Regions from separate parts of the Homo sapiens genome. Here region 1 is linked to region 2. The links are chromatin contacts, found by Hi-C or POLR2A ChIA-PET in ENCODE. All regions are on one chromosome and are shown on one strand. The core of a region is the stretch at or near the end of the contact, and the rest is flanking DNA. Distances in the headings are between cores, read along the strand shown. Region 1 has its middle 61 kb from the start of LINC02539. Region 2 overlaps TNFAIP3 (TNF alpha induced protein 3).

Region 1 (2,747 bases), core at 172-2,671, 84 kb after region 2:
GTTCTGAATTCTGTAAGGATCCCAAAGAGTGAGTGCTGGAGGAACAGGAGTGGCTTTCTAAAAGAGACCATTTCAAACCTGAGTACACTGGCCTGAACTTTCACCTCCCCTTTGATATTCACGCTTTTGGTGTTCCCAAGAAGGCAGACTGAGATTCGTGTTCAGCAGGGCTCCAAACACTTGGTGGGTTTGGCTCAAAAATATCTTATTTACAGATACCTTTTTCTCTTAGAAGTTTAAATCACTTGAAATGCATGTAATTAATCTTAATGAATAAAGACGGGCTTTATCAGAGATCAGAGGGCTCTGGAAGGCTACTGACATTCCCAAGAACACGCTCTCAGGCACTAGCTGACTCCCAGCAGTGGTGAGCCTCATATCAGGTCCTTCAGCTTCAGGAGCGTGTTAAGATGGAGATGCACTCATCACCACTGGGCTCTCTTAGAGATTCTGATTAGAAAGATGGGTCCCAGGAAATTGCATTTTTAGCAAGCACCTACGACAATTCTGAAAGCAAGATGTTTGTGGGCTGAACTATGAAAAACTCAAGGCTTAAAGGAAGCATCACCAATAGCAAGTTAGAGATTAACTTAAAGGATCAGGAAGGGTTGCAGCAGGAAGCAGACTCCAACTCCTGTGACTGAATAAAGAATTTCAGTGAAGAAATTATGAGCATGTGGGTAGGTTTAAAGGAAACAATAGGGGTTGTTAAAGCATTCAGAGACTGGCAATAGCTGGAAATCATCACCGTCCATAGGGCTGAAGGAACAAGGGGAATGTAATAGTGTCACTAAATTCCATTAAGCAATGGGGCTGATGAGGACAGGCCCCCAACAAGGGCTGTAGCCAAAAAGGGATGCAGCAGGTGCCAGAGACAGGGAGGGTGCATAAAAACAGGGAGGGTCAAACAGGCCAGGCACCTACAGTGGTAGAACCCAAATGGAAGCCAGCCAACAAGGGAGCCTGAATGAGCAATTCCAAGGGGCAGTTTCTCTGGGCACTAAACAGGGCAGAGAAGGGCAGGCAGGGGTGGCAATGGAAAATCATCAGCATATTTCAAATCTTAAGAACAACATCACCAACATGAAGAATTGCTGGACAATTAAGGGAGTGAGTAGACCAAAAGGGAAGTCATCTCTACTACCACTACTGCTGAGAGCATCAGTTATAGGAGACGGCCAAGGCCAGGCGTCTTGGAATCAGGAGGGGATGTGGAGGTATAAAGTGTTGGGGAAGGAGAAAGGAAGATGGCAGGGCAGGGCTGTGGTGCTGCGAACCTGACAGATTAGCCTTTTTCAGTCAGCCCTGAAAACCATAAGAAATACACCTGAAAGTACTGTAACAGCCTTCCCAAGACATTCTGAGTAGCACTCACTGTCCTGAGCACCAATTCAGTGTCTTTCTTTGCTGATAGCATTGCCAAAGCTCACTGCTGCCCCCTGGATAAAACAAACCAACTTAATGAACACTTGAAGCTCTCATCATAAATTGTCTTATTATGATGAATCAGGAAGCATCTAATTTCCTCCCTAGATTATGACCACCATTAAGAGGATAGCCAATTAAAAACATTATGTAACTGGATCACATATGTCAGTTCATAGTACAGCTGAGATGTAGAGAAAAGGGGATTTCTTTATCTTTTGTTTAACTAAATTGGCCCTCCCAAGCTTCCACCAGTTCAACCTAGTTGAGATAGTGAGGTCTAGGTGAAAGCATGGAAAAGAACGTGACTTGCTGGTTCCATGTTGTGCTGACGGGATATGGATAGGCCCTGGGCTCATGACAGTTCACAGGTTGCGCTGACAGGAATCCGTGTATCTGTAGCAGCCAGCCCCTTGTCCAGAGCTGCTGCCCTGTTGCTCTTCAGGGCTGAAACCTGCAGCTGGTGGTCTCCAGCTCCAGCAATGTTCTTAAAAAGAACTCGACACTCATTTCCTGATCTCTGCTTCTCTTCAACTCAAATGAGCTCTAGCCCTTTGGGTTTCTGCTGCCTCCATCCCTTGGCTTGGCTGTCCATCCTGTGCTGTGGGGTCACCTTGCTTTGTCTCAGCAGACCCTGTGGCAAGTCCTCTGGCTTTCATCTCAGCATCCAGACCCTGTGGCAAGTCCTCTGGCTTTCATCTCAGCATCCAGTGGGGCAAGAGAATGAAGGGAAGCTCCAGATTGCCAGCTAGCTTGCCAGCTAGCTCTTTCTGTCTGCTCATGTCCTTCCACCCTCTTAAGCACCTGATGATCACATGTGGGTGTGGGCCTGTCTTCACTGTAATCCTCTCCCTACCATCCAAATGGGCATTTATGGCAGCCCGTCTCCTGGGTGATCCTCTCAATGTATCCAAAAAATATACAGTTGATCCTCATTATTTGTAGATTTGCCTATTTGCTAAAATTTATTTCTAACCCCCAAATCAAAACTTGTGCTTTTGTATCATTCATAGACATGCATGATGTGGTAAAAAATTTGAGTCACTCATGCACTTTTCCAGTTGAGGTCGCACCAGGTGAGGCTCTGCCTTTTTGTTTCAGCTCTCATCCTGTAAACAAAAGTCCTTCTGCCTCCTTAGTTGCCCATGTTTTCATTTTTGTGGTTTTTTCTTTGTGACTTTACTGTTTCAAATGGCTCCCCGCCATAGTGCAGAAGTGATGTTTGGTGTTCCTAAGCTGAAGAATGCTGTGATGACCTTACAGAGAAAAGACGTGTTATGGACTGAAGGTTTGTGTCCCTGCAAATTCATATGTTGAAGGTC
Region 2 (2,700 bases), core at 183-2,682:
CAAATGCCCATCAATGATAGACTGGATAAAGAAAATGTGGCACATATACACCATGGAATACTATGCAGCCATAAAAAAGGATGAGTTCATGTCCTTTGCAAAGCCATGGATGAAGCTGGAAACCATCATTCTCAGCAAACTAACACAGGAACAGAAAACCAGACACTGCATGTTCTCACTTATAAGTGGGAGTTGAACAATGAGAACACATGGACACAGGGAAGGGAACATCACACACTGGGGCCTGTCACGGGGTAGGGGGGCTAGGAGAGGCACAGCATTAGTAGAAATACCTAATGTAGATGATGGGTTGATGGGTGCAGCAAACCACTATGGCACATGTATACCTATGTAACAAACCTGAACGTTCTACACATGTATCCCAGAACTTAAAGTATAATAAAAAAAAATTTAAAAAAGACTCTGTCTCAAAAATAAATAAATAAATAAATAGAGCCTTATAACTCACTGTAGCCTTAAGCAGTTCTCCCACCTCAGCCTCCTGAGTAGCTGGAACTACAGGTGCCTATTCACTCTTACTGCTATATGATAATCCATTATATGAATATACCACAATATATTTCTCTTTTCTCCTGTTAATGAACATTTGGATCGTTTGTAGTTTGGAGCTATTATGAATACTGCTGAGATGAACATTTTAGTACCATATTTTGGTGAACATATGCATGCATTTCTGTTTTATGGGTGTATAGCTAGGAGTAGAGTGTATACCATTGAGTGTATACCTAGGATTGGAATTTTTGGATCATAAGGTAGGTATACGTCCTAATAAATATTGCTAAACATTAAAAAAAAAAGAAAAGATCCTTACTAAACGAAAGCAATAAGACTTTGTCTTGTATGGTGGATAAACTGAGAAATTAGAATACATACTTGGAATTTGGATATTAAAGAATAAAATAATTTAGCTGGCTCTGATAATGGTGGTTATGTTAAAAGGACATATTCTATTCAATTAGAGGTGCACACTGAAATATTTATGGGTATGAAGACACAATATCTGGGATTTGCTTTCAAGTAGTCCAGGAAAAACAAAAAAGAGGATGTGATAGATGAAACAAATTGGGCAGAACGTTGGTAATTATTGAAACTGGAGGATGGCTATAGAGTGGCTCTTTATAGTACTTGTCACTTTCTTATTAAAGTTTTCTACTTTTAAAAAGTTAAAAAAAAATTATAAATATATTTTTTAAAGTGTGATTCTAAAATCTGGCTGATCATCCAGATCACCCGAGGAGCTTAAAAAAGTAGATTCTGGGAGCTGCGCAGTCCTGCTGAATCAGTCGTCTGTGAGTCCATTTGTACTGGATGGGAGGTGGGGATGAAGGCTTGCGCATGGAGGAATGTGTTATTTTTTAATTTCCTGGTTCTGGCAGCCAGCACAGCCACGCTGCCTCCTCTGCTTTGTCTGACCCAGGAGATCTTACATCAGTCTTCCTTCCTGCCTGCCTACTTCTCTCTTTCCTGTCTTTCCCTCCTCCTCCCTCTTGTTTTCTCTTTCTTCACTTTATAAAAGTTTAGGGCAGGAAGCTTAAAAGGGCCACAGGGTCCTAGCATCCCTTTCCTCTTCCCATCAGAGGAAGAGTGTCTTCATTGTCAAGCGGGGGCTTGTGCTTGAGGACTGGGCCTGGACCTCATACAGTTATTATTTATGAAAAGCTGCCTTGCTACCATGGATGAGAGATGTGTGCATTGCTCAGGTGCACCTCAAAATAAAGCTGCTTAGGAAGCACAGTCTTAATATCCAAGCCTTTCTTTTTCTTTCAGCATTCATCAATTGAAAACATCACAATCTGTTCTTAAATAATTTATTTTTTAATGTTGACTCTTGTGAAAAGTTACATTTATTTAGAAAAACTTGAAGAAATCCAACAAAGAATAGGTGGCTTTCTATTAGGGACAATTAAATGTGCAAATTTCAAATACTTTTTATAATAAGTATAAATAATTACTTTTTTTCACATTAAGAATGGAAATAATGATCAACACAAAATATTAAGATATCAACTTTAAGAGAATTAGATGAAAACACTGAAGTTTATTTGGTATCTTTGGAAAGAAATTATAAAGATTCGTCTGGGAAAAACTTAGGGGGCTCTAAGGGGAAAGTGTGCCTAATAGTATGAGTAAAGGCTGTGTAGAGTTATGGATCACAAATATTTTCAGGCCATAAGTACAGACCCCCAAAATGGCAGCCTTTATCTCTGGGGAAAATGCATTTCCCCTCCTTTTTTTTTTTTCTTCTAGAGCAAATATGACAGCAACCACAAAGCACACAGAGAAACTGTAAGCCAGCAACAGAAAGAGATTTCCTCATACTCATGGTTACTGGCTTTTGCTGTCCCAATACCAGGGTACCATGGGATGCAGGGGACTTCCCAGCCCCCCCAGGACACAGTGTTAACAGAAAATAAAACCATCACAAAAGGCCACATCTTTCCCTGTGACCATTGCCAGTCTCATCCCTGCTCCTTCCCTATCTCATCTCCAAGGAGGTAGGACACTCAGAGGCATTAACAGAACACAGAGTATAGTTTTTTATTACATAGCTGGAGTTTCATAAGGAGAAGCACGAAACATCGATGAATATGTATGTATACCTTGGATGCAATTCCTTCTTTCCTGGGGAGGCAAGCAAAAGTGTATCAAAGAGGCCAATTTACTCCCTGTGGTCAGGAA

The links. A loop is a pair of places that touch in the nucleus more often than their neighbours do. ChIA-PET counts read pairs that join two places held with the same protein, here RNA polymerase II (POLR2A).
Region 1: POLR2A ChIA-PET joins it to region 2 with 19 read pairs in activated naive CD4-positive, alpha-beta T cell. The contact joins two enhancer-like sites. A Hi-C loop is called at or near these places in 3 of 168 maps with a recorded cell type or tissue (MCF 10A, endothelial cell of hepatic sinusoid and transverse colon). POLR2A ChIA-PET finds 5 or more read pairs at or near these places in 20 of 52 experiments (CD4-positive, alpha-beta T cell, CD8-positive, alpha-beta T cell, GM10248 and 14 more).

What each region holds. Positions count from the first base shown.
Region 1 is chr6:137,798,830-137,801,576 of GRCh38, reverse strand. No RefSeq gene overlaps it. Among named protein-coding and RNA genes, the nearest start is that of LINC02539, 61 kb to the right of the region's middle. Within about 2 kb of position 1,421, at least 3 of the 41 ENCODE cell types and tissues checked have a DNase peak (open chromatin) inside an H3K27ac peak, as active enhancers do.
Region 2 is chr6:137,882,428-137,885,127 of GRCh38, reverse strand. TNFAIP3 (TNF alpha induced protein 3) reads right to left here. Exons shown (of 9, transcript NM_001270508.2): 9 at 1,816-2,700. Among named protein-coding and RNA genes, the nearest start is that of WAKMAR2, 16 kb to the right of the region's middle. Within about 2 kb of position 1,432, at least 10 of the 41 ENCODE cell types and tissues checked have a DNase peak (open chromatin) inside an H3K27ac peak, as active enhancers do.